6 separate regions of the Homo sapiens genome follow, and all the other regions are linked to region 3. A link is a contact called in ENCODE Hi-C or POLR2A ChIA-PET data. All regions are on one chromosome and are shown on one strand. The core of a region is the stretch at or near the end of the contact, and the rest is flanking DNA. Distances in the headings are between cores, read along the strand shown.

Region 1 (4,426 bases), core at 69-2,568, 630 kb before region 3:
TGGTCAGGCAATGTGAGCCACAGTCTCAAAAAACAGCTGAAAAGGACATAATAAATATGAGAGACCAAGCAGAATATGTTGCTCTGCAGTCTGGGAACCAAAGCAACCAGTGCTGGAACTCTCAAATGATAAAAGGATGAGTTAACCCAACTCTTCTGAATCTGCCTTATGTTTGTTGGCTCATTCTACAAAACACTCAACTGTTAGTTTCTCATGCCCCTAAGGAAGATATTAAGTTAGTACAAAAGTATTTGCAGTTCTTGCCATTACTTTTAATGGCAATTTATTCACACACCTAATAATATGGATATATTAACTGTTCTAAGATTGATTTCTGTAGGAAGAAGGGGGTCTTATATCCCCATTTTCTCTCTTCCCACTATCAACTTGAGTCAAGGCAACTATTATCTCTAGTCTAGATTGTTACCACTAGTCTGGAATGTCAATACCAACAACATGTTTTGAAACACATTCGTGATACACCTCGAATAATATTGGGCTTCTACCTTCTTCTGGAACTAAGCCTCCGTGTCTGGATTAGTAACAGCCTCCTAACTAGTCTTGCTGTACCAAATATTATTGTACTCTCATTCCCAAAATGGTGTGTTCTTTACTGTGCCAGTGCGGTAATCCAGATTCAAGCAATTCTCCTCTTCTCTCCTATGATCAAATCACATTAATATCAAGTTATATGAACCATATGTTTCCTCTCTCCTACGGTAGTTTGTTCAAGCTACTTCTACCCTTGGAACATTCTCCCCATGCTCAACGTGACATGGCACGTATCAGGTGCTCAATAACTCTCTACTGAATAAATGGAGAGCAGGAGACTCAAGAGAGCAGCAACAAAGGAAGTATTAAAGACAGAAAAAGTATGAAAGATCAGAAACACACGTCTCCTGCTTTCATTTTGTATGAATGAGTTTTAACCCTGCCATGTAAACTTTGTCATTTCAGAAAATCAAAAGGTTTCCAATTAACCTCACTTTCCGATAATAACAGAACGCCCTTACCAATGCACAAAAGTGTCCAATGGGGAACACAAGCCTCGAGACCACTCAATGAGAACCTAGTGTCAAGCAAGAAAGCTAAGCTTCATCTGAATCACTTATCTAAAAAAATTTCATGAACTTTACATCGTATATAGCTTCAAAATGTCTTTTCAATAAAAGAAAACAAGCCAACCTATCTCATCTTATAGCACACTGATTTCATTCACAGCTTATTACTAAATGACCCACTTACTGCTAAATGAATTGCAACAGCCTCACCCATGTTAGTCAGCTGAATCTGTAAACATGAAAGTCCTATGAGCAAAGTCAATGCCACCAGACAACTGGGCAACAGAAGCACCCTATTTTTACAGATGCTGTCATGGTTATGGCATGCACTGAGTACACAGGAACTGCCAACTCCAAAGTTGACTTAGATATTCCCTGAAAGCTTATTCACTTTTTTAAAAAGTATGTATTTTATTATTCCATACAAAGAAAATAATGCAATTTTTATTTTTAAACATTTTTAAATAACTGTATAATTTAAAGTGTTATCAAATAATCTAAATAATTTATGTCAATAGTAGAAAAAGCAACATCTCTGAAGTTAAGAAAACAGAGATATTTAACTTAAAGAAAGTTATATAATGAAGATTAAGAAATCATGGGGATTCAAACTGAAGGAAAGCAGAGATATTTGGCGGATGCCCTCCTCTCACTACTGAACAAGCTTAGACTAAAAGAGGTGACGTCATTTGCGTAGGGTCTCACAGCATGCTAGCAGGAGACCTAGGGTATGGGCCCAGGTCTCCTACATTCTGGTACAGAATTTACAAGAGAATGGCATTTCTCCTTCATGTTTAGAAAAGAAATCTATCCTTACAAGTCAGACTAATTTTTCTTCTGTTTCAGCAGCCACAGTAATCCAGCTTCCTCTCAGTGCACCTACTGCCAGGAAAATGGCTGCACATAGATAGGTCATGAAAGGGAATCCCTTGGCTTTGCCTCACTCCTAAAGGCAGACCCTTTTCACTGGAGCTTCTCGGCTTCTATACTGGCAAAGGAGCTGATGCACAGAACACTACACATTTTCAGAGGAAGATACCGTCCTGGATCTCTCACATGAACTGGATGTCAGGGTCCATAAAAATTTTCCTCACGAGACCAGTTGTACCTCCTTAACCAACAGCCCCCACCCACCCCCCCACCCCACACAGAAGAGCAGATTTGCCTCTGGCATTATGTTCTCTTCCTCTCTCATATCAGAGTTACTCTCAATAACGCTTTTGAAATGTATCTGTACTAGTGAAGTGTAAATAACCAAAATGAGCTTCAAAAATTGGTTCCAGACCTAAGTAAACTAAAGAGCTTCTGCACAGCCAAAGAAACTATCAACAGAGTAAACAGACAACCTACTTTTAACCTGGAATAAATATTTGCAGACTATGCATCTGAAAAAGAACTAATACCCAGAATCTATAAGGACCTTAAACAAATCAACAAGGAAAAAACACATGACACTTCTGTTCATGTCCATTGCCTGCTTTTTAATGATGTTGATACTTCGCAAAAGAAGTCATACAAGCGGCCAACAAACATATGAAAAAATGCTCAATATCACCGATCATTAAAGAGATGTAAATCAGAACCACAATGAGATACCATCTCACACCAGTCAGAATGGTCATTATTAAAAAGTCAAGGCTGGGTGGCTTATGCCTGTAATCCCAGCACTTAGGGAGGGCAAGGCAGGTGGATCACCTGAGGTCAGGGGCTGGAGAACAGCCTGGCCAACACGGTGAAACCTCGTCTCTACTAAAAACACAAAAATTAGCCAGGCGTGGTGGTGGATGTCTGTAATCCCAGCTACTCGTGAGGCTGAGGCAGGAGAATCACTTGAAGAGCAGAGATCACGCCACTGAATTCTAGCCTGGGCAACAGAGTGAGACTCTGTCTCAAAAAAAATAAAAATCAAAATTAAAAAAAATTCAAAAAAGTAACACAGGTTGGTGCGGTTGCAGAGAAAAAGGGATGCTTATACACTGTTAGTGGAAATGCAAATAGTTCAGCCCCTGTGGAATGCAGTTTGGAGATTTCTCAAAGGACTAAAAGCAGAACTATCATTCAACCCAGTAGTCCCATTACTGGGTATATAACCAAATGAAAATAAATCATTCTTCTAAAAAGACATCTGCACTCGTATGTTTATCACAGCACTAGTCACAATAGCAAAGACATGGGAATCAACCTAGGTGTCTGTCAACAATGGACTGGATAAAGAAAATGTGCTACATACAGCCATACCTTAGAATACTACACAGCCATAAAATGAAAAAGCAAAATCATGTCCTTTGCAAAAACACGGATGCAGCTGGAAGCCATTACACTAAGTGAATTAACACAGGAACAGAATACCAAAAACCACATTTTCTGACTTATCAGTGACAGCTAAACATTGAGTACACACAGATACAGAGACGGAACAATAAACACTGGGTATTCCAAAAGTGGGGATCATAAGAGTGGGAGAAGGGTTGAAAAACTACCTATCAAGTATTACATGACAGGATCATTGGAAGCTCTAACCTCAGGATCATGCAATATACCCATGTAGCAAACCTGCACATGTACCCACTGAATCTTAAATATTTTTTTAAATGGTTCCTTCCAAGGTATTTCTATTCCAACAAATTGACAGGGTTTTCATTGTTGTTGTTTTGTTTTTTATTTTTGTTTTAGTTTCATGCTACCTTATCTAAGAAGGCTAACAAAGTTTTAAGCTAACTATGGAATTTGAAGAATACAGTCAGCACACTGTATGACACATAATAGATACTTAGTAAATATTTGCTAAAGAAATGAGAGGATGAATGAAGGTGGGATCACAGCGGGAGGGAAGGTGGCAGCCTGCTCTGGTTATACAGAATGCTCTGTGTCTAAAGGAGAGAAAGAAGTGTCCCGTTAAAAGTTTTGAAAACTTACAGAATTCTTTCTACTTAAAGGATGATCACAAAGTATTTCCTCTTTTCTCCAGAAACAGAAGACAAAAGGATATAAGTTATAAAGCACTTTACAGTCTCCTAAGTCTTTTTCACATACGTGACCTCGTTTAATCCTCAAAACAAGAAACCACCCCAATTTTAAGGATGGGAATAATAAGACCTGCATTGAATGTAAGCCTTCTGACTCAACATCTTGTAAGTTCTCCTCCCCTACTCTGCCAAGCTAAGTGACTCCCCGTAACACTGCTGAGGGAGCTATACCTATCCATGGACCACCTCCTTCTACAGAAGCAGAAACTGACTTGTGGGACACACAGTGGATGTAGAAATGATAGTCAAATGTTCTTCTGTGCAGAACACAAATCCCTATTGATTCAGAGGTTTACATACAAAAACGTTAACAAATGAAAATTCAATCCCTTTATATGT
Region 2 (4,883 bases), core at 391-2,890, 550 kb before region 3:
AGAATGCTATCATAACTCTTTTGTAGTCCCCTTCTTTCACTATCACAGTTTCACTTAAGAGTCACCCAATAACTGTTTGCTTAACAGAACAATGTAAAATACCTGCGCAACTACTTTCCCTTCATCTCTTTACCTCTACACATATTTTTGGATTTTGAAATGTGAGATATTTTTGCTTGATTAGTTTATTGCTCTCATTCAATAAGAACTTATTTTAACAATCACTTTGTACTATACCATAGGTAAAACAAATTTACGAGAACACCACCTTTTTTTTTTTTTTTTTTTTTTTGAGACAGAGTTTCACTCTTGTTGCCCAGGCTGGAGTGCAACGGCGTGATCTCAGCTCACTGCAACATGTGCCTCCCCGGTTCAAGCGATTCTCCTACCTCAGCTTCCCGAGTAGCTGGGATTAAAGCCATGTGCCACCACACCCAGCTAATTTTGTATTTTTACTAGAGATGGGGTTTCGACATGTTGGCCAGGCTGGTCTCGAACTCCTGACCTCAGGTGATCTGCCCATCTCGGCCTCCCAAAGTGCTGGGATTACAGGCGTGAGCCACAGCACCCAGCCGAGAACATTACCTTTATAGAAAGCATTTTCTCCTTGTTTACCTCAGGGATTTGCCATACATGACCATGTGTTCTAGTTTTCTCCTTACATATTTCAGGCAGGTCCACATAAGCATTAATTCATGCCTTCTCTTCCTGATCACTTACCTAATAAGTCAAAGCGCTGCTTCTTTATGCCTGGATCAAGTCCAACATGTCCTAGCTTTTCACTATGATTAATTAATTTAAAAATATAGGGATGGGCCAGGCATGGTGGCTCACGCCTGTAATGCCAGTCCTTTGGGATGCTGAGGCAGAAGGATCACCTGAGGTCAGGAGTTCGAAACCAGCCTGGCCAACATGGTGAAACCACGTCTCTACTAAACGTACAAAAATTAGCCAGGCATGGTGGCACGCACCTGTAGTCCCAGCTACTCAGGAGGCTGAGGAACAAGAATCACTTGAACCTGGGAGGTGGAGGTTGCAGTGAGCTGAGATCACACCACTGCGCTCCAGCCGACAGAACGAGACTCCTCTTAAAAAAAAAAAATACCTATACACACACACACACACACACACACACACACACACACACACATATAGGGATGGGTGGGGGTGGGGGGGAGAAAACCAAAGGATGTGCCTAGCAAATTACCATTTGTCTTGAGGAATGCTGGTCCAATCCCACAAGGAACTCTAGTCCTACATCACTTCCAGTTTTCACTTTGAAAATGTACTTAGACTAAGTACACAATGACCTAAGGTTTGAAAATATTTCTGTTCTCCAGTTTGGAGAGCTCCCTCTAATGAAACTACATACTATAAATATACAGATTAATATGCAATAGTCTAACCTATCAGTAGTGATAGTCCAATAATTAAGTATAGTATTAAGTCTGCAGTCAAAATTCATCTACCTGTTCCTGAGCACCCTTCCTCACAGTCAAAACCTTTTCCCAAAGTGCACATGCACACACACACACACACACACACACACACACACAGCCTCAGATGCCTCTGGAAGAGACATCAACCCTGGTCTGACCACTTCTGCCTAGACAAGGGCCTCTGTGAACCTCTCTTCCCAGTTTTTCTATGCTCCCCAGTGGCTGAACTGAAAAATGCAAGTCACCAACAAGCAAAGCAACAAGCACAATCTCCAAAACGTTTTCTCTTCAAACCACTGTAAGGGCAAATACCATATACTATTCTGCTTGGCTTGTAGCCTTTTCTTTCACTTTCTTTGGTCACTTTCAATATTCTGCAATTTCTGGAGCCCCACGACATGCTGCTTGATTTTCTACACTCCCTTTGCACTAGTAGCCTGGGATCCCCTGGCTGCAGGTGCGGTATGTTTACTCATCTAGCTCCCTAACTTTACTCATCTAGCTTTGCCTAATGGCAAAACTTGAGAGCAATGACCTTGTTTCATGTCTGTTTGTAGTAAACACACTGCCTAGCTGACAGAAGACATTCAAATATTTATGGGAAGAAAGAAGAAAATTTAAAAAAGAAGGAGTGGGAAGAACACTAAAAAGAAGGATGTTAGGCTGGGCACGGTGGCTCATGCCTGTAATCCCAGCATTTTGGGAGGCCGAGGTGGGTGGATCACCTGAGGTCAGGAGGTCAAGACCAGGCTGGCCAACATGGTGAAACACCATCTCTACAAAAATACAAAAATTAGCCGTGCATGATGGCAGATGCCTGTAATCCCAGCTACTCGGGAGGCTGAGGCAGGAGAATTGCTTGAACACGGGAGGCAGAGGTTGCAGTGAGCCAAGATCATGCCATTGCACTGCAGCCTGGGTGACAGAGTGAGACTCCATCAAGGAAGGAAGGAAGAAAGGGAGGGAGGGAGGGAGGGAGGGAGGAAGGGAGGGAGGGTAAGAAGCAATAGGCACTAACTTCAGGCTCAGGAAATCTGTGTATGATTGCCTGCTACTTGCTAGCCGTAAGAGTAGGAATAACTTATTCAGTGGTTCCAGTTTCTTATCTGTAAGACTACTGGACAATAGTCTATAATCTCTGAGACCCCATAACCTGTAGATTCTAACATCCTATTGTTTTATACAAAGTCCACCATGTTTGTGAAAGTCACCATGACAAACACCCATTTTCAATGATATTTTCAAAAGCAAAGCCTTGACCTTCTTTACTAGTTTCTGCAGATATCATTTGCCCCCAATTTTATGTTTTGAGATATTTTGAATTTCATAACAAATACTGAAATGCAGTAACAGAACTTGCAAGTGTTATCAAATTACTATTCTAGAATCATAAGAAGTCACTCAAGGAAGAAGTCAGGTAGAAACTAGAACTGCCAATGAAGAGAATGAATTCCAATCAACCATAGTAGAAATAATGCACGAAACATATGCATGCCAGGATATCATAAAGGAGAAGACTGTAAAATAAACGTACAGTGCAGAGGTGAGATATGCAAGAGATTTCTGGTCTGTCTTGAGGCAGAGGTGATGAGAGGCAGCAAAAAGCAATCTGTGCTTAGAGAACAGAGATGTTAAGATGAATGGTGAAGTATGAGTTATGAGATATAACAGAGATCTTGAGGTACTGCCAGACAGACTCAAGTTAAAGCAATTACTAGCATCTGGAAGAAGTCTCCAAAGATTTTACTCAGACTTCAGTTATTGGTCCCTGACAACTATCAGGAATGGAGCTATGACAGCCTTTTATTCAACTTTCCTAAGCAGGAAAACAAAGGCATCTCTACCACCCAAAAACTCAAAAATTTTAAACATTCTAAAAACACCTAAGTAACATTTCCTCTAAGGACTTAGCAAATTTGGTTTTGGGTTCATTGTGTTTACTTGAACTATATGTGGGCAAAGAGAATCTGAGCAAAAGGATTTGTCCTACTTAGCTAGTCACACGCACAAGTTAGTATTCTTACACTACAGCCTCATGGGACCAAAACCCAATCCATCCACTCTAACTGTGAAAGTTGAGCCTTATCTCTCAAAGATTGATTAATTGAAGCATGGATTCACATTTTGTAGAAAGCTTACATGCCTGAGACTTCAAGTCAAAGTCAATTTGCTTAATACAATTTCTATGATACAGTATAAAAAGCATGTTCTTATAAAACAAGAACACATGAGAACACATGAGTATAATGTCTCCCATGTCCATGACATTTCCACATCATGAATGTGACCACTGTTCACTGACAATGCATTCTTTCAACAAGTAGTTTCTGAGCACCTACTGCATGCCAAGTACTAACCAGGCTAGATGCCGAGATACAAAGATGGGTAAAAGAAATCTGGCTTTGACATGCTGGCTATCATGTTGTTTGGGAAGATAGCACTGCTGTCTTTCTAAAGCTTGCAGTTTCTCATCAGACATATAAGGCCTTTCTCTGCAATTGCTGCGGTATCTTTTTTTTTTTTTTTTCCTTTTTGAGACTCAGTCTCGCTCTGCCACCCACGCTGGTATGCAGTGGCGTGATTTCGACTCACTGCAACCTCCGCCTCCCAGGTTCAAGCAATTCTCCCGCTTCAGCTTCCCAAGTAGCTGGGATTACAGGCACGCGCCACCATGCCCAGCTAATTTTTGCACTTTTAGTAGAGTCGGGGTTTCACCGTGTTGGTCAGGCTGGTCTCGAACTCCTGACCTCAGGTGATCCACCCGCCTCAATCTCCCAAAGTGCTGGGATTACAGGCATGAGCCACCGCACACAGCCTTGCAGTACCTTTAATAGTTCTGATTATATGGGAAACCCCAATTCTCTTAACCTAGAAACACAAGTGGACAACCCATGCTTTAAAAATCTAATGAGTCAGTGCTTTTTTTCTGTTTTGACTTGGCTCATGCCCTTAAGCTACTCTTAAATAACACAGTAAGGAAACCTATTTATACCACCACAAGCAGCTGCAGCTTGTCAAAAAAAATCAATGAATTTTCTAAAAACATTTCTTTGGCTTGGTTTCAGTTTTCAGTTCATCTTAGAAGGTCATCAGCTAAAGATCAGGTAAGATCTAATGAATCAGCATTCTTGCACACAGCTAATGCTCTATCAGTCTCAACTTACACATTCATACATTTTTTAAAACTAATATTTATTGAAAACCTACTATGCTTTATGAGTTGAAGATACACTGGTAAACAAAACAAAGAGCCCTGACAATGTGGAATTAAATTCTAACAAAAAGAGAAACAGCAATCAATAATAATAAAAATAACAAGTGGCAGGGAGTGATGGCTTACATCTGTAATCCCAACACTTTGGGAGGCCAAAGTGGGCAGATCACTTGAGGTCAGGCATTCAAGACCAGCCTGACCAACATGGCGAAATCCCATCTCTACTAAAA
Region 3 (4,655 bases), core at 1,732-4,231:
GGTTCAGTGGAAGTAAAACTTACATGTTTATGTATGTTTTCCTTCCCATGATTGTGAGGTCAATGTCTGTATTTACAAGAATCTTGGTTGCCAGGGCTGAGCATTGTGTCAATCAATTTTTTGTAGATGAAGTGAATACATGAAAGAGCTCACAGTGATTTACTGAACATGGCTGCTGAAATGTATAACATTATTGTGCATTATTGCTACCGTGATATGCGGATTTATATTGCAATTGCCTCTGGATTCAGAAAAACACCCTTCACAGTGAGGTAGTGACCAAAACTGTGGCATTAGGAAACAATAAAAATGCTGGAATAGCTGACCAACACAGGGTATTTTGTTCCCCGGGGCTTAAAATCAGTTTTTAATATGATGAAAAGGCAGCTATTATGTGACATAGTAAGATATTGGTATGTTAAGCATGAACATATATTTCCAGTTTTCTCTGAGCTGGTCATGAAATGACACTGGCTACTTCGTCTTTTAATTGGGCAGATATTGTAGGAAGTACTTTGGGGATCACAGAGATGAACAAAAGGGCTCATCCAAAGAAAGCTTAAAACCTAGTAGTGCTGGAATTCTTAACTAGCCACATATGGTGATCTTGAACCTCTTGAAATAGTATAGATGTGTGTGTAGGTGCATTTTTCTGAAGAGAGCTTTCATCACATTGTCCAGTGGTTCATAGACCTAATTAACATCCCTCTACTACAGAAGTTCTTAATCTTGATCTTCCAAAAGATAAAGAACTTCTGTAGTAGAGGGCTATAATTATTTAAAGAACTACACCATATGGGAGTCATGAAGAGCCTCAGGGGTTTAAATGAGGAGCAAAACAGGTGGCAACACTGAGTAGTTTCATTATAAAATCCTTGACAATTTTGCAGGAGAAAATTTCTTTGCCTCTAGTGATAAAAACATTTTTCATATTTAACAGTAGTTATTTTTTCTATGAGTTACCTCTTCTTCTTCTTGTCCTATTTTTCTGTTTGTGTCTTAGGATTTTTTTCCTAATGAGTTAACTTCTTTGTATCCTGATGGCATTAACCTTTTCGATGTTATACTTTTGGTAGACCTTTCTCTAGTTTGATGAGTGCAAAATACTTCTGTGAATTTTTTACATGCATAATTTTATACTTTTTATGGTCAAGTCTTTATATCTTTTTTCTTTGTAATTTATAATATTTAAATTTGTTTGCTATCCAGAGATAAGATATTCATGTAAATATTCTTATGGTCTGTGATGCAGGTTTTTTCAGGCAGTTTATATGCTTTCAGGTGTCTTCTTTGGACCACGTGATGTATTTGTATTACGTATTTGTATTATGTATTTAATACAGAGAGGAAGAAATGAGGTGAAGCTCTGCTGTCATATTACTGGAATTGGTGTAGTGAGATCGTTAGCACAGTGGGGCCTGGAGAGTTTCTCTGGGTTTGAACATGGCTCTGACATTTTGTGTCCTTTTGACTTCATTTAACTTCTCTGTTCTTCAGTTTCCGTATCTAGAAAATACGTTTAATATAATAACCTTTGGGAGGCCGAGGTGGGCGGATCACGAGGTCAGGAGTTCGAGACCAGCTTGCCAACATGGTGAAACCCCATCTTTACTAAAAATACAAAAATTAGCCAGGCGCCTGTAATCCCAGCTATTTGGGAGGCTGAGGCAGGAGAATCGCTTGAATCCCGGAGGCGGAGGTTGCAGTGAGCCAAGATCGCTCCACTGCACTCCAGCCTGGGCGACAGAACAAGACTCTGTCTCGGGTATTGGTGGTGGGTCGGGGGGAATAACCTATCTTATGTGGTTATGATAATAAAATGAGTTGATATGTAAACCACTTAGAACAGGTCCTGATATAAAGTCAGTGCCAGCCACAGTTTAGTCCAGGCTGGGTAGATGCTTTGAAGCTTGATATTGTTTCAATGTACTTTGCATTTCTAAAAACGTGAACATTTCAAAGCATTCATTTGATCTCCTAAGGACTACCTATACCGGAGCCTCATTCCAGCACATTTGTAAGCGAGGCACGCCTCCTAGAGGCCACGAGTGAAGTTAATTTCCAGTTCTCGAAAATCTTACAGACAGCGGAGAACTGGTGTGGTGGCTCTGACGCCCCGCTTGTGAGTCTGCAGTCGGACATCTGGAAAGTAAGCGGCACGTCCGCGTGATTTCCAGTGCTTCATCTTCTTCCACCCTACCTTCCCTCCGAGGCTGGGTTCTTCTAATTCCTGTAGATTGCAGAGCGATTCCTGCGAATGTGCCTTCTTTCATTCATTCTAGTTCATTCCACAGATAATTCAGCTGCGCGCTTCCTCTGTGCGAGGCATTGCCGGAGAGCGGGGAGCGAATTGAACGTGGAACCTGCCAGTAGGGGCTTGCCGCCCAATACGAAATTCAAAATATGTATTGTATGTAGACGGGCAAACTAACGAGGATCTTGTAACTTGTTTTCTCATCTGCCAAATGGGGGTAATACGATCTTATAGGACCTTATAGGTCGCTGAAAGATTAAACGAGCGGAAAAAAAAGAGCCCCTAATAGTGAGCTAGGTGCAAAAAAGATCCTAATGCCTTTTTTCCTCATTCCTCCCCAGATTGAAAGTGATGAGTGCCAGCCCTGAGGGTTAAAGCGCCATATTTTCCTCAATATAGGGAATATTTGTTAGTGTCCCCAGACGAAGTTACATTGGTTCAATTTTCGGCGTGTGGGAGTTTTCGCCACTAGCATTCAGCACCCCAGTTTCAACCGTTAAAGCTACCGACTCCACATACAGGAAATGCATCTTAAAATTTGGAAAAAAAATCCCCAAAACACTGACATCCAAACACTTTAAAGCTGCCAAGGTGGACGGAACACCTTGAATTCCCAGACGCGCTCCACTGAGCATGCCCAGAGCCTCAGGCCAAACCCCCTCCTACCCGCCAAGGGGAGGTGGGGCAGGGCTGGCCTTCTGTGCTAGTCACTTCCTCTTCCGGTTTCATATGAACTCTCCCGCCACCCGGGAACAGTGGCTGCCACCGTTTGTGTTTTCCCGAGTTTGAATTCTTGCAGGTAGGGGAAACTTCCGCGAATTTAGGACAGAGAGCAATCCTGTTATTAAGGCTTGCAAGTCGAGAGAAAGGAGAGATGGATCACTTTGCAGGCAGCAGTAGCAGAAGGACAGACTTGGCGGGTTGGTTGTTTGGGGCAGACACCCAGGTACCAGGGAGGAGTTGGGGAGAGATAGGTTTGCCAGTGGAGTGAGGAGGGGTGTTGGGGATGGAACTTTTGTAAGGCACTTGTGGATGCTCCCGAAAAGGAGTTCCGAAAGACAGTTGCTCTGTTTCCCAGAGTCATAACAGAGGAAGTGAGTAACTGGACCCAGTCCATCAAGTAAGACCCTCATTTAGCCAGAACCTACAGCACTTTCCTCTAAGTTCAGGATTGCAGACCACGTAAAACCTTATGTTAACTCTTGGGATCGTAAAGATCCAAGAACAGTGACACACAGGCCTATAATGAGCAGGCAACATCACCTGACTTTCATGTTGCTGAAAATTAGGATCACCACCTGCATCTGCTCTAGCGCCTCTCCCACCCCCATTACAAAATTATTATAGGTGTATTGTAGAAAATCTGGAAACGAGAGAAGGACATCACCCAGGAATTGCCACTGCTAACATTTTGTGCATGCCCTCAAATCCATTTTTTTTCTGTGTTTGTGGAATTATTTTTTCGTGTTTTTTCTTTTTTTTCCCCCAACTTTGTTTTCCATCATTTTACGCTTTTTGTGTACTTCCTTCTAAGGTGACCAAGATGGAGTTTTCTGGAAGAAAGTGGAGGAAGCTGAGGTTGGCAGGTGACCAGAGGAATGCTTCCTACCCTCATTGCCTTCAGTTTTACTTGCAGCCACCTTCTGAAAACATATCTTTAATAGAATTTGAAAACTTGGCTATTGATAGAGTTAAATGTAAGTACTATTTAAATTAGAATGTATATATTCTTGAGAAGCTCACTTACCCTTTGTGAGAATGAATGAAGGTAATTCATTTCCTTCATTCAGCAATCCATTCAACAAGTATTTATTGAGGTAATTCATATCCTTCATTCAGCAATCCATTCAACAAATATTTGTTGAGGGTTTGGTACTCATTCATTTATTTATTGTACAATGCATATTATTGAGTGCCATTATGTTCTAGGTGGCAGGGATTTTGAGATGAATAATGTTATTTTTTGTTGAAGTTTTATTCTAGTACATGGAGACAGACATCCAAAATAATAGTCATAATTCAGTATTTTAACTGCTCTAGTAGAAGTAAATGGTAGTGCTGTTGAAACAAAGAAGTGGGAGTGACTGACTTAGTCTTATTAAATGAGCTTCTTAGAGAAGTTGAAATGTGATCTGGACATACTGAAGAATGAGTAGAAATTTTCCAGCAGAGAAGAAGTGAAGAGTTTTTCCAAGCTGAGATAATGGCCTATGCAAAGGCTTGGAGCATGAAAGAGAATTTCATATTTGAGCTAACAGTAACAAGTTCAGGAATTCAGGGTGGATGGAGAAGTATGGAGGGCATTTTGTGCCATGCTAATGATATGATATTGGGGTGTAAGAAGGATGTGGCCACCGTCCTGGGGGCCTACTTAATCCTCAGTGTGTTGCTAGAGAAAAGA
Region 4 (4,298 bases), core at 1,555-4,054, 770 kb before region 3:
GAACAGCTGGGAATATCAATTCTTCTCCAAAACAGTCCCTATTAATTTGTTATAATTATCCATTTATCAATATGTGGCATCTTGCAGGGTGCTAGTCAAACCTCCAAAACAAAAGTGTGGATTTCATTATTATTAGAAACACTAGTGACCACTCTGAAACAGAACCACAAACTTTTAGCAGAACCGCAAACTTTTGACACTGCAGAGTTTCATATTTCCATGAATTACCTGAACCAACTGAAAGCCATTGCAGACTGTGTCCAATATTCCTGCCTGGGCCCCTGTTTTTCTGGGTGCTGCTTTCTTTCTTGCTGATACGAATTTCAGGGAGAACTTCTTATAGAGCATTTCGCTCTCCTGGGCAGAAAGAGGAGCCTCCACTTCCTCTTTAGATGCAATGTTGCATTCTCCTGAATCATATTGTGTCAAAAGTGTCACATTTTCTACTAAGCTGGTGCTACCACAATCTACATCACTCTCCCCTAGATCTGTGTGAGAGAGATCTAAATCTTGAGGGGAATCCTTCAAGAGTTCCCTACTTTGTGCTGTGATTTGGGATTCTCCAGGTCCGTATGTTTCGTCCTCTTCTCCAAGGTTAAAAATATGCTCATTTTCTCTATTTCTTGGCATAATTAATGGGTCACACTTCACAGGGCTCTCTTTCAAATTATTCTGCAGGCAACAATTTTCATCGTGGATTTCCCTTTGACCATTTACATGTTTTGCTTCCTCTAGTGGAGAAACATCATGTAAAATCATTTTGAAATTTTCATCAGGGTGGGCACTTTGACATGAAAGCAGTGGGATTTTCTGTTCGCTAATGGAATTAACAGAAAAAAATGGTCTGTATTGGTCTGTTACAAGAATATCTTCAGTAGAAGACAAACTTTTAATTCGTGACTGGTCTCCAGTTAAAATGCCCTGTTTTTCTTCCCTCTCTGCTGGAGGGCTACATAAACCAGAGTCATCCTCCTCCGAAGTGAGAGAATTAGTACCCCATCTGCACTTGCTGGCCTTGGTAACAGCATCTGACATATCAGCAGGTTCAACAAAAGAGCTTTCACTTTTGTTTGCATAATCCATAAAATTGGCCGGGACAAACATTCGCCATGACCGTCTATGCTCTTTCTTTTCCGCATGAGATTTGGCTTTAGGTAATCCTGTGGTTCGAATGATATCACTATTTAGTTTGAGTGCATCAAAGATCATCTTTTCATCTAGTTTGTTAGCTTCCCGACCTCTCAGCTCAAATACACTGGAAGAAGTAAGGGCACCATTAGAGCATAAAGAACTAACATCCAGTGTTCTGTGACTGTAGGGTAAAGTTCGATCTGTAAAATGCCTGGAAGATAGACTACCTTTTGAACCAGAGTCTATCTGTTCATTTAGTCTAACAGTATCATAGATTGACCGCTGTGGGACGTAACAGTCTTCGATATTTAGGTCCTCCTCTTCTTCACCCTTCCCTACACATGGGGGATTCTGACGTAAACAGTCTGGTCTGCTGAGTGGCTTCCCCATTTTGCAGATAGTTAAAACAAATATTGCAGCTCTTGACACAGATAAGAAATAAGATAAAGCATCTTCCAAAAAAGTATACTTCTGAACAGAGCTATGGAGTGTCTTTAGCATAAAGACACATGCTCAAATAATATATTTCATAATACATGAGGTGTTTAAGGTCATCAGCAGTGCATCAGTATAAATGCAACTATCCTTTTACCTGGTTGATTTTAGGATGATTCTAAACAATAAAGTGCATCAATAACAGAGAACAAAAATCTCCTTTGTCCACCTTTCCCAGCTCCCAAAGTCCCCGTTCACACACTCCAAAACACAGAAAATAAACAAACACACACTTAACAGTGGCTCAAACACTCAGAACATTCCATTGTCAGTCCATTTCCCTTTTTAGTCTGATATTTCCAGATTAAAATTTCCAAATGAGCAAGCATTTTAACAGCCTGAATGTTAATTTCGGCAGAGCTCTGGTTAACTGTAATCCACTTAAAGATGGCTTGCAGAACTCCACCATTCTGGTAAATAAACCATGCTCCAGAAATTTAAAAGACAAACACAGGGACCTGGTATTGTTCACATCAAGGCACAGAACAAATCTTCAGAGAAAAATAAGTTAAGTCTAACGTTATGAGAAAGTTACATTTTTCTTTTACTTTTTTTTTTTGGAGGGGGGAGTAGCTATAAATAAACTTGATTGAAAAGGCAGGTTTTCTTCCTGTTTTAAGCTTCTTCAATGCTATTCAGAACTACTCAAAGGAAGAAAGAAAAAAACACCAGACTTTTAGACACCCAGGGCAGTACAATCCAGCAACCGTTTAAAGTAAACAGAAAGCATGGTGTACTACTAAGCTTCTTTAAAAAAAAAAAAAAAAAAAAAAAAAAAGCCATTTCCAAAGATTCTTATCTGGTCCTCCTTAGGAAGGCTTATTCCACCTGAGGCAATTGCAGCAACGAAGAGCTCCGCGGCTTCCTCTAAGGCACAGGCAGCGTAATTCACATTGAGCAGAAAACCCAGGGACTACATTAGCCTTTGAAACTGAACCAAGTTCTGTGGCCGCGGTATGGCCTTCATTTCAGCTGGGGCTAGAGAGAGACGGTGGCGGTGGAGGCAGCAGAAAGAACTCCGGAAGGGAGCTCCGGGGCTGTCCGCGGCTCCTCAGGGCAGCACGGTGCCGGGCAGGCATGCTCTCCAGCCAGGGCGCTTGCAGCAACGCCCTCTCTCTTCAGGCACCATCTGCTGCGTCTCTGGGCCTGCCGGGCGTTCCGGAGCCGCAGCTCTCTACCACTTCGGTGCTACGCCCTCCCGTGACTTAACTTCGCAGTCATCTTTCGCTTCTTCCCGGGAGTCGGCGAGCGGTTTCAGTGGGAGGTACCTCGAAGCCGAGAGGCTGCAATGTAACAGCTTGTGGTGACATCAGCGCAAAGCAGGCCGAGTCCGGCCACTGGGGAGAGGGACAGCTCAGGTTCAAACACCGCGGAAACCCCGCCGACTACTTCAAAATGGGAGGGGATCCGTAGGGCTTGCGGAGGCAGAACCTGGCACCGGGAGATCCGCGAAGAAATTATTTTGTGAAGGTCCAGAGACCGCACTCATTTGAATACTAAATGGGAAAAGGGGGGCTACATAGGTCCCTATCCTTCAGTTGAAACCGCACTTTTACACTGAAGAATCTGATGCTTCAGCAGTATCTGCGATGCAAAGTGCAGATCACTTTGAAGTCGAGAGTGTTTTGCCGTTCCCTTTTGAAGCCCAAGTTCAAATCTAACTGTTCTCCAGAGTAAAGTATTCCTACCAGTGAGGGGCTCTCAGCACTGCTGACATGAATATTAGTAGTTACTAATAACCATACAGTACTCTTGAGGTTAACACAAGGCCCAAGAGTGGTACTCACTGACTCCAGATATTTAATAAACAAAATCACCTCCACAGATTTTTATCTACTGAACACCCTTCTAAAAATACTGTTTGAAAATAAATTCAGCAAGCCAACTCTTAGTCTTTGTAGGAAATTTAATAGTTTTATTTAAATAAAATCTAAACATTCTCTATTTTACAAAATAAGAAACATCGTCAGAGTGTCAGTTACAAATGAAGCGGTCTTTCTTCAATCTCATAAAATAATCATTTGAACATGAACAAAACTGTGCTAACTCCAAATGAAGAAGGCAGTTCTAGTAAAAACAACTTTATACTTTCTTTGTTAATTTTACAGAAAAGATGTGGGAGGAAACTTTTGTGCCTTTAATGAGAAAACGTTATCTCAATATTCATTCGATAAATCTAAGAGTTGAATCTTTTTTAAAAAAATCTTTTCATAATGAAAACTCTATCGGTAACTCATCCATTCAACAATTATTAGATTATTAGATGCAACTCAGTATGTGGCCATCATTAAGTTGACTAGATATATGACTATCTATAAAGAAAAAGAGATTTAAAAATATCCATCCACATCACAATATCAATGCCAATTTTTCATGTTCAAGACGTGAAATATTTCAACAAGCACCTGATTCTGTGGTGTTCAAGCACACAGGCTGTAATAAGGCACTGATAAGAGAAAGAAAAATGGTCTCATACTTACCACGCTTGAACAGTGGATTGGGCACTAGACTGGGAAATAGTAGAGGCCAAGAGTCTTACTCCCAGCTGCCGCTCTCTTGATATGTAAGCTTAGAAAACTACTTATTCATGGCAATATGAATAATAAAGTTTCCTTGAGATCTCTGAGTGCCTTTCTCTAAACACTCTAAGATCCTTACAGAACTTTTCATAA
Region 5 (4,732 bases), core at 1,929-4,428, 640 kb after region 3:
ATAAAGCGAGACTCCATCTCAAAAAAAAAAAAAACCAAAAACCAAAAAGCCGGACACGGTGGTTCACGTCTGTAATCCCAGCACTTTGGGAGGCCAAGGTAGGCGGATCACAAGGTCAGGAGTTCAAAACCAGCCTGGCCAACACAGTGAAACCCCATCTCTACTAAAAATACAAAAAATTAGCCGGGCGTGGTGGCATGTGCCTGTAGTCCCAGCTATTCGGGAGGCAGAGGCAGGAGAATCGCTTGAACTGGGGAGGTGGAGGCTGCAGTGAGCCGAGATCATGCCATTGCACTCCAGCCTGGGCAACAGGGCGAGACTCCATCTCAAAAAAAAAAAAAACCCAACAGTGACAAGTAGCATAACAACATTCTTTTTTTTCTTTGTTCTCTGAGATGGAATTTCACCCTTGTCCCCCAGGCTGGAGTGCAATGGGGGGATATCAGCTCACTGCAACCTCCGCCTCCCAACTTCAACTGAAGCTACTGCCTCAGCCGCACGACTAGCTGGGATTACAGGCCCCTGCACCATGCCCAGCTAATTATTGTATTTTTAGTTGAGATGGGGTTTCACCATGTTGGTCAGGCTGGTCTCAAACTTCTGACCTCAGGTGATCTGCCTGCCTTGGCCTCCCTAAGTGCTGGGATTACAGGCGTGAGCCACGGCGCCCAGCCAACATTCTTTTCTCTTTTTTAATATACTTGCATGAGGTATAAATAGTACTTAAACCAATAAAACGACAAATATCTGAACTTCTTACCCAGTGTTTTGTGACTTCTTTCCACAGCTGTTCTTTGAGTTTGTTCAAACATTGCTTCCAAGTCAAATGTGTGAGCTTTTTTACCTAAAACATGAACAAATGGGAGACTGTGATTGTCTTGCAGTAAGTTGGCCAAACTTTAGGTGATCAATACTGATCAATAAACACTTACTTTGTCTAGTTTATAGCATGGCTCCAATATAACCATAAAATATCACAGAAGGAGTTTGAGTCACAGAAAACTTCTGATGACAATCCCTTCACTAAGTACTATTAACCAGGCAACTTTCCCATCCTCCTCTAGATCCCTACCCTACGAAACAACAACACTAATGTGGGAGGCAGAATGGAGAATGTCCCAAAAGTTACCCTTTGCAAATGTAATTAAGGTTATGGACTTTTAAATAGGGAAACTATCCTAGTTGGCCCTTAAAGGCAAAGATGCACAACAGCTATGGCAGAAGAAGTCAGAGAGATCCAATGTTTGAGAAGAATTTGAGGCATTATAGTTGGCTTGAAGACGAAAGGGGCAACATGAGAAGTAATGCAGGTACTTTAAGGAGCTAAGAGGGAAACAGAAATCTCAGCCCTATAACAAGGAACTGTATGAGCATGGAAACATTCTCCTCCTCCCCCAGTAACTTTATCAAAACTCTTAAAAATTTCCCCTCTTTGGCACAAACATATGGACACCTTTCTCACTCCAGAGTAAAGGAATGATGTACTAAAATGAAGGATTTATACCGGGTGGGGTGGCTCATGCCTGTAATCACTTTGAGAGGCTCAGGTGGGCGGATTGCTTGAGCTCAGGAGATCGATCAGCCTGGGCAACATGGTGAAACCTCGTCTCTACCAAAAGTATAAAAAATTAGCCAGGTGTGGTGGCACATATCTGTGGTCCCAGCTACTCAGGAGACTAAGGTGGGAGGATGGCTTAAGTCTGGGAGGAGGAGGCTGCAGTGAGCCAAGATCGCACTAGTACACTCCAGCCTGGGTGACAGAGGGAGACTCCATCTCAAAAAATAAAAAAATAGAAAAGGCTGGGCGCGGTGGCTCACGCCTGTAATCCCAGCACTTTCGGAGGCCGAGACGGGCGGATCACGAGGTCAGGAGATCGAGATCATCCTGGCTAACACGGTGAAACCCCGTCTCTACTAAAAATACAAAAAAAATTAGCCAGGCGAGGTGGCGGGCGCCTGTAGTCCCAGCTACTCGGGAGGCTGAGGCGGGAAAATGGCGTGAACCCGGGAGGCAGAGCTCGCAGTGAGCCGAGATCTTGCCACTGCACTCCAGCCTGGGCGACTGAGCGAGACTCCGTCTCCAAAAAAAAAAGAATGAATAGAAAAACTACAGAACCAGTATGTGTGAACACAACCCAAGGCCAATATGTGTAAGTCTACTGTTTAATTACTATCATAGAATTAATACACGCTGGTCAAAAGAGAACAAGAAGACCTTGAGAAAAGGTTCAGGGAAGTTAGAATCCCAATGTTTGGATGAACAGCATTTATAATTTTAAAATGCAAAATAAAGAGAAATCATTTCTCATGTATCAGTCTACTAAAGTTTTGTTTTCATTTTTTAAATAATTTTCTTTTTAAATAATAATACCTACTCTGTGTTGGTACGGATATGGTCAAAATGGCATTCTTAAATTCTGTTAACTTTGGTATAACCTGAAACAAGTTTTTTGATGGGTATTACGGCAGTAAGCATCAAGAAGCTTTAAAAGGCACATACCCAATTTTTCAGCTTTTTAAGTATTTATACTTCTGAATAAACTAGGCTCTCTTTTAGAAATCTACCCTACAGAATTACATATTTTTAAAAATCCTCGTACAAATGCTGTTATTTACAAAAATGTTCATTTTAGCATTATTGGTGACTTAAAATTAGAAAAATCCTTTCTCTTCCTCTCTCTCCAGGACTCTCATAACTGTCACCTGAGTTGGTTCCAACGGATACGCAGAATAGAAGACAAATGGGAGAAGAATATTGACAAACTGCAAGGTATGCACCCGAGCTACAGTAATTCCGAGTTGACAGCTCGATCTCCCCTCCCACTCTGCGGCTCTTCAAACCTCTGCAAAAGGAAGAGGGTCTCTGCCTGGGGCAGTCACTCACCGAACCCCGAACCCCGTGAAGCCCATGGTGACCACAAGCTGCGGGTCCGGTCCCGATGCGTCTGAGCCTGTCACTGGAGCAAGAGGAAAAGAGAGGCGGCCTAGTTAGTGCGGCGCCCCAGCTCCCCCGACACGGCCCACCCCGCCCGGACTCGCTTCATGAAACCCACCTTCGCTGGGCCCAGAGCGCTCCATGGCTGGCCGCACACCGCAGAACCAGCCACAGCGACAGCCCAAACAACTGCAGGGGAACTTGCCAATAACTCGCGGCAAATGCTGGAGGAAGTACCGCCTCCAAGCTACAGCGGCGCCGCCGAAGCCAAGAGCGGCGCCTTCCGCAGAGGGACTGCGGCTTCCTGCGCAGCGCCCCCTACCGGACAGGCGGCGGGAAAACGCCGCGCAACTCAGACCACTGGAGCGGAGTAGTATCTGGAGTTTCTGTAACATCCTTTCCCTTTTTTTTTTTTTTTAAAGCCAGAGCCTCTGTCGCCCAGGCTGCAGTACAGTGGCGTAATCTCAGCTCACTGCAACCTCTGCCTCCCGGGATCAAGCGATTCTCCTTCCTCAGCCTCCCGAGTAGCTGGGATTACAGGTGCCCGTCGGCTAATTTTTGGTTTTTTGTTTTGTTTTGTTTTGTTTTTTTTGTTTTTGTTTTTGTTTTGAAACGGAGTCTCTGTCGCCCAGGCTGGAGTGCAACGGCGTGATCTCGGCTCACTGCAACCTCCGCCTCCCGGGTTCAAGCGATTCTTCTGTCTCGGCCTCCCAAGTAGCTGGGATTACAGGCGTCCACCACCAGGCGCAGCTAATTTTTTGTATTTTTAGTAGACACGAGGTTTTGCCATGTTGGCCAGGCTGGTTTCGAACTCCTGGCCTCAAGTGATCCGCCTGCCTCGGCCTCCCAAAGTGCTGGGATTACAGGCGACACCCTTTGCTTTTTTTTTTTTTTTTTTTTTGAGGCGGAGTATCACTCTGTTGCCCAGGCTGGAGTGCAATGGCGTGATCTCGGCTCACTGCAACCTCTGCCTCCCAGGTTCAAGAGATTCTTCTGCCTCAGCCTCCCAAGTAGCTGGCACTGCAGACACGCACCACCACACCCAGGTAATTTTTTGTATTTTTAATAGAGACAGGGTTTAACCATATTGACCAGGCTGGTCTCAAACTCCTGACCTCCTGATTCACTCATCTCGGCCTCCCAAAGTGCTGGGATCACAAGCGTGAGCCATCGCAAATACAAATATTCATTAAACGTATAGGCTGTCTACTTACTCTATGACCTTTCTACCTAGACTAAAGCCAAAAAACTCTGACACCCTAAAAGATTCATAAATTATTTACTACATAAGGTTTAGATGCATCATTACCAATATTGCACATAGAAATTTAATGTTGTTAGTTGAGCAAACAGATGCCATGACTATTTCTTCTCTTTATAAATCTTGGTGGCTTATGGCAGCAGAAGCCTACTCCACTATTTAGGCTCCTATGACAGCTACTTTTCCCCTGTTGAGAAAGTTTCACCTTAAGTTGCTACCAAAAAAATTATACAATTAATGTATTTTGTAACTCCTGAAAATAATTGTTTATATTATCATCTCAAGTAAAATAAAATATTTTCATAGAGAGATGGAGAGATGTGTAGGCAATTTATCAAATATTAACCTCTTCCTAAACATGGGGTTGAATTCCTCCCGTAACATTGTAACGTTGTTAGAATTATGTGAAAGGGGGCTTTGTCTCAACTATCCTGCTAGTCATTCATTCAACAGCAATCTATTTATGTTGTATGTTTCCCTAAATGTTTCCATTTTTGCCTCCAAACACTGCTAATTTGGTTTGGTTGCTATTTATT
Region 6 (4,899 bases), core at 2,060-4,559, 720 kb before region 3:
AAGAACATTGCACTAACAATCAAAAGAGAAAAGGGGTAGGAGATTAAAACCCACTATTTTCATATGCATCAAATAATCTTAGGACCTATAAAATATGTAACTTGGAAAAAAAACCAGACTTCCACCAAAGTTAATAAAAACTCTGTTGGGCTAAGATTTCCTCCTTTATATGAAGAGGTACCCTATAAGAAGCCAAAAAGTAACCATAAAATAAAGAGATAGTTCTGGATTTATACCAATTCAAAAACATATTTACAAGAGCTGAGTCTTAACATAGAATAAAAGATAAAGACATCAATCATCAGAGGAAGGAGATTTTGATACACCATGTGTATAGATATCGATTTGATGGAAGGGTTTTAAAGGTGCTTAATAAATTTCTATATGTTGCACAAGTTAATTAACAAAAGGAAGACAAAGAGTCTATATTAGAATGGAGCAAAGTCCAAGAGCCAGTGATGGTCTTTAAATCATTTATGCAACTTGGCAAGTCTGTTCAGATTATATTACAAACCAGTAAATATTTTCTTAGATTTTTTTTTTTCAAAAAAAACCTTTTACTTGACCACAGAAGTAAAACAAGCAAAACAGTCTTTTATTCATTAAGTATTAAAATAACATACTGATCAAATATACAAGACAAACACCTGCAGTGTTTGTGAAGAGGATAATCTGAGATGAAACCAGTTCCCAAGCTTGAGAGGCTGCAAGCATCTGTTTTTGCTTAGAGTCAATGCACAACCGCCATCTTGTGGTCACACTGGATATTAGAGCATTTGAGAGCTGGGACTTCTGGAAATCATGCTCTCAAAAACTAAAGTAACTTTAAGTTTCTCATATTTAAATACATTGTTCAGAAGTAAAGCAGGTGAATAAGATAGAGAGAAGGCTGGGCACTGTGGCTCATGCCTGCAATCCCAGCACTTTGGGAAGCCGAGGTGAGCGGATCACGAGGTCAGGAGATCGAGACCATCCTGGCTAATACAGTGAAACCCCATCTCTACTAAAAACAGAAAAAAAATTAGACGGGCGTGGGGGTACATGCCTGTAGTCCCAGCTAGTCGGGAGGCTGAGGCAGGAGAATTGCTTGAACCTGGGAGGCAGAGGTTGCAGTGAGCCGAGATCACGCCACTGCACTCCAGCCTGGGCGACAGAGTGAGACTCCTTCTCAAAAAAAAAAAAAAAAATAGAAGTAGGCTAAAGCTACCTTTTCCTCCTGTTTTGGATTTTAGGTTTCTTGCCTCTTGTTCCAAAACTATAATTGAAAACTATAATTGCAGATTGACTTTTCCCTTAAAAAATCAAAATAACATTACCTTAGAGTAGAGAGACCTGAACCGATCAGTAGCATGATCCAACTTGCGCTGCACTTCTCTGTGGGTTGCAGAAGTATCAACCTTGCCACCGTCTCTCTTGCTGCAAGATTTGGCAGCTTCCAACACTCTGTTTCCAGAAATTGTGATGTATCTCAAGTCACCTTTGTGAGAAATAACGTCTTCTGAGAAACTCTTCTGCCTCTTCAATTTGGTCATTAAACCATTGATGTCATCTGCACCTGCCTCCAGGTTTTCAAGTTCTTGTTCTGACTGCTGTAGCCAGTGCTCAAACTCGGTATAGTCAGCATCAAACTTTTCTAATTCTTCCTGCAGAGAGTGAGTTAACTTCATTTTCTTCTCTGACTCAGCCAGTGCAGTTTCATAATGCACTTTCAGTTCCTTCATGTTCTTTTGCAGTTTCTCTTTTTCTTCAGGAGAGAGATACTGACCCTGTTTCTCAAGCAACACTTGTGCAGACTGAGTGGCTATGATCACTGCTTGGTGCTGAGAGATGATCTTCTCGTGTTGGGCCTATGTGAAAACAAATTGATCATAATCTTCAAGCAGTAACGGGGTAACACCTGCAGGGAGCTCCTTGCCGCCTCAAGACTGACAGGTTTCAATGATCTACAGGGCTACAACTTGCTTCTCATTCCCCTTTTCAAGCTATACCGTACTCCCTTTTATTGGTGGATTTCAGAATAACAAGGCATTTTGAGCATGCTAATCTTATTTTAAAGAAAATTTCCAATCTTCTCTATGTACTTAATCAGATAGGACAGACACCATTTTTCAGAAGTTTAGAAAAACCAATTTCTATTCCAATTTTAAAATAAGTGTCTATAATCTGATCTCATTTTATTCCCTGCTTTCTCACAACTACCCAAAAAAGAATGTCTTTACCTAATTTTTGGACAAACAAGTATAATATTTTTTATTACGAAATGATCCTGGAAAAACTTTTAAATAGGGAAAAAGAATCTGTAACTTTAAGCTTTAAAAAGGTTTCAAAAATAACTAAGCAAGAACACTGTACATTCAGAGAAGCCCAATGGACATTAGAGAAGCAGATATAATAAAAGAGAATCCTGGAGCTACTCAGCTTCACTGGGCCTCAGTTTCCTGCATGTGAAAATGGAGACAATAACTCCTACACATCACAGGTTGCTGTTAAGGAGTACATGAGATCACATATGTAGAGCACTTCCTGCAGAGCTGGGCATGTGCCAGAAATTCAAATCCACTCTGAAGGCAGGAAGGCAGGGCTCCCAGGCAGGTGTGCTGCAGGCAAGTCACAGGTGTGCAGAGCTACTGATCCCCTCAGTCTTCAGGGAAGCAGGGAGGCATCAGGTAGGTGAAGTCCCTTTCCCTCCAGCCATAAGCATCTTCTTCCATTCACCCCAATTTGCCATACAAGTGTGGCAAAAAGGATACTAATCCTTCTGGGCAATTTCCCACATTTCTTATAATGGCTTACATGGAGCCAAATGACCCGCTCCCATTACCCCAGAGCCCCTTTTATTACCTCCAGATTCTTTGCTGCTCCCACCCTTACCTCCATCCCCACCCTGGTAAACACTTTAGGAGCTTTTTCTCCTGTTGTTGTCTAGTTACAGCTCTTTCATCAGATATCTGCTTGGCTAATTGCACCCATCTCCATTGAGTCCCGTTTAAATGCTGAAAACTGGTCCCCCACCCCACACTCAACCACCCTTACCTAACTCCTTTTCTCCCTTAGTACTCACTGCCTTCTAACCTACCATATAACTTAGTTATTGTCTACTGTAACATTCTCACTAACTAGTGTGCAAGGGGGGCACAGGGAATTTATTTTGCTCACTGTGTAATCCCAAGTACTTAGAACAGTGCTGGCACACAGGAGCTGAGTAAGAATAACTCTATGCTGTGAAAAGGACTTCCTTAGAAGCACTGCTATGGGGCAGCCGTTCACTTGTAAGTCTGATCCCAATTAGTCAGCTCAGAACTGGCTCATTAACACTGGTATCCTCACTGTCTATAACAGTGCCCGCCACCTAGTGGGCACATAGTAAATATTTTTAACTAACTTCTTTCCCACAGACTTGTGTTTTTGGTATTTGAAATACATTCATATGCTACCCCCACCCCACCCCGAGAAGGGCTTTGCACAAAATAGCATGGACAGACATATGCAACACCATATAAATGATCAGATCCATCCCCTTCCTCCTACAGATGAGGACTCTTAGGCTGAAGGAAGAGAATGGCTTGGCCCAGGACATATGGGACAACTACTGAAAGCTAGACGTTCCTGGCTCAGGTGCTTTGGCCCTCTCTCCATGCTGCCAGATTAGGACTTTCTTTCTTTTATTTATTTATTTACTTATTTATTTATTTATTTATTTTGAGATGGAGTCTCGCTCTGTCGCCAGGCCAGAGGGCAGTGGCACAATCTTGGCTCATTGCAACCTCTGTTTTCTGGGTTCCAGCGATTCTCCTGCCTCAGTCTCCCAAGTAGCTGGGATTACAGGCACGCACCACCACACCCAGCTAATTTTTGTATTTTTAGTAGAGACAGGGCTTCACCATGTTGGCCAGGATGGTCTCAATCTCCTGACCTTGTGATCCACCCGCCTCAGCCTCCCAAAGTGCTGGGATTACAGGCATGAGCCACCACGCCTGGCCCAGATTAGGATTTTCTAAAGCACAGATTCCCATATTCTTTGAGGTAAAATGATCAGATGGGAAATGCCACACTGTGCCTAAAACCAAGGGCTTTCCTGTGTGATATCTTTATGTTTAAGTCTACCCACCAGTATTTCTCACTACTTTGGTCAACTTACTAACTTTTCCTGACTTCTTTGTAACTGACTCACAATGTTCCTTTAGGAATTCACTAGATTTTTCATTTTAAGAGACTTTATTTTTCATAATAAGGTCCTATAATAGCCCGTTAAAATTGTGAGCAGTAAATACTCCCATTCTTCTTCTGGTTTAATTTGTATTTTCTATAAGAACCTCACAGGGAGTACCCTATTCCAAAGATTCCAAATATGAAGGGTAGGAACAAAATAAATAGACCTGCAAAAGTTTCTGAGGTCCAGAAACCGTCTGTCAAAAGCCAAATATTGAAATAAAATGAGTGACACTTTAAAAGTAGTTCTACAGAAGTCGCCTTTGCTCTTATAGTAGCATTAATGTTAGCTTTAATTTATGTCATGGAGTAAATTGGTAGAAGGGCTTTTATATCTCTTCTCAACAATAGCCTTAACTGAATAGGTGAGCTGAGCTCAGAAAGAACTTAAGTGAGCTCAACTTAGCCTGGACACAGTGGCTCATGCCTGTAATCTCACCACTTTGGGAGGATGTGGGCGGAATGCTTGAGCCCAGGACTTCGAGAGCAGCCTGGGCAACATAGAGAGACCTCATCACTACAAAAAATACAAAAATTAGCCAGGCATGGCAGCACAGACCTGTAGTCCCAGCTACTCAGGAGGCTGAGGTGGGAGGATCAATTGGGCCAGGGAGTTTGAGGCTGCAGTGAGCCATGCTTGTTTCACTGCACTCTAACCTGGGCGACAGGGTGAGACCTTGTCTCAAAAAA

The links. Hi-C counts contacts between places; a loop is a spot of excess contacts on that map. ChIA-PET counts read pairs that join two places held with the same protein, here RNA polymerase II (POLR2A). Pooled maps may share reads with other maps.
Region 1: a loop to region 3 is called in a map of posterior cingulate gyrus, with 10 times the contacts of the local background. The contact joins the enhancer-like site here to the promoter of PRIM2 in region 3. A Hi-C loop is called at or near these places in 2 of 168 maps with a recorded cell type or tissue (naive thymus-derived CD4-positive, alpha-beta T cell and posterior cingulate gyrus) and 6 of 50 pooled maps.
Region 2: a loop to region 3 is called in a map of mammary epithelial cell, with 7 times the contacts of the local background. The contact joins the enhancer-like site here to the promoter of PRIM2 in region 3. A Hi-C loop is called at or near these places in 1 of 168 maps with a recorded cell type or tissue (mammary epithelial cell), 13 of 37 single-sample maps with no recorded cell type and 9 of 50 pooled maps.
Region 4: a loop to region 3 is called in a map of naive thymus-derived CD4-positive, alpha-beta T cell, with 10 times the contacts of the local background. The contact joins the enhancer-like site here to the promoter of PRIM2 in region 3. A Hi-C loop is called at or near these places in 2 of 168 maps with a recorded cell type or tissue (both naive thymus-derived CD4-positive, alpha-beta T cell), 5 of 37 single-sample maps with no recorded cell type and 8 of 50 pooled maps. POLR2A ChIA-PET finds 5 or more read pairs at or near these places in 1 of 52 experiments (BJ).
Region 5: a loop to region 3 is called in a map of CD8-positive, alpha-beta T cell, with 9 times the contacts of the local background. The contact joins the promoter of LINC00680 here to the promoter of PRIM2 in region 3. A Hi-C loop is called at or near these places in 4 of 168 maps with a recorded cell type or tissue (CD4-positive, alpha-beta T cell, CD4-positive, alpha-beta memory T cell, CD8-positive, alpha-beta T cell and 1 more) and 9 of 50 pooled maps.
Region 6: a map of lower leg skin shows a loop between it and region 3 (12-fold over the local background). The contact joins the enhancer-like site here to the promoter of PRIM2 in region 3. A Hi-C loop is called at or near these places in 2 of 168 maps with a recorded cell type or tissue (CD4-positive, alpha-beta memory T cell and lower leg skin), 5 of 37 single-sample maps with no recorded cell type and 14 of 50 pooled maps. POLR2A ChIA-PET finds 5 or more read pairs at or near these places in 1 of 52 experiments (SK-N-SH).

What each region holds. Positions count from the first base shown.
Region 1 is chr6:56,682,798-56,687,223 of GRCh38, forward strand. All of the region lies in intron 9 of DST (dystonin), which reads right to left. Among named protein-coding and RNA genes, the nearest start is that of DST-AS1, 160 kb to the right of the region's middle. Within about 2 kb of position 1,319, at least 2 of the 41 ENCODE cell types and tissues checked have a DNase peak (open chromatin) inside an H3K27ac peak, as active enhancers do.
Region 2 is chr6:56,762,576-56,767,458 of GRCh38, forward strand. The region is part of intron 4 of DST (dystonin); the gene reads right to left. Among named protein-coding and RNA genes, the nearest start is that of DST-AS1, 79 kb to the right of the region's middle. RefSeq lists an enhancer at 4,461-4,580. Within about 2 kb of position 1,641, at least 3 of the 41 ENCODE cell types and tissues checked have a DNase peak (open chromatin) inside an H3K27ac peak, as active enhancers do.
Region 3 is chr6:57,314,649-57,319,303 of GRCh38, forward strand. It overlaps PRIM2 (DNA primase subunit 2), which reads left to right and starts at 2,982. Exons shown (of 14, transcript NM_000947.5): 1 at 2,982-3,053; 2 at 3,789-3,951. The coding sequence starts at 3,798. RefSeq lists a silencer at 2,067-2,116.
Region 4 is chr6:56,540,052-56,544,349 of GRCh38, forward strand. The region is part of intron 61 of DST (dystonin); the gene reads right to left. Among named protein-coding and RNA genes, the nearest start is that of COL21A1, 290 kb to the left of the region's middle. RefSeq lists enhancers at 2,140-2,905, 2,610-3,029. Within about 2 kb of position 2,805, at least 40 of the 41 ENCODE cell types and tissues checked have a DNase peak (open chromatin) inside an H3K27ac peak, as active enhancers do.
Region 5 is chr6:57,958,268-57,962,999 of GRCh38, forward strand. LINC00680 (long intergenic non-protein coding RNA 680) reads right to left here and starts at 3,179. Exons shown (of 4, transcript NR_132996.1): 1 at 3,054-3,179; 2 at 761-844. It overlaps LOC101927293 (a long non-coding RNA gene), which reads left to right and starts at 3,281. Exons shown (of 4, transcript NR_187657.1): 1 at 3,281-3,475; 2 at 3,914-3,981. It also overlaps the pseudogene LINC00680-GUSBP4. RefSeq lists enhancers at 3,081-3,180, 3,201-3,250.
Region 6 is chr6:56,592,347-56,597,245 of GRCh38, forward strand. It overlaps DST (dystonin), which reads right to left. Exons shown (of 104, transcript NM_001374736.1): 48 at 1,317-1,847; 49 at 1-12. Among named protein-coding and RNA genes, the nearest start is that of DST-AS1, 250 kb to the right of the region's middle. RefSeq lists an enhancer at 1,545-1,804. Within about 2 kb of position 3,310, at least 3 of the 41 ENCODE cell types and tissues checked have a DNase peak (open chromatin) inside an H3K27ac peak, as active enhancers do.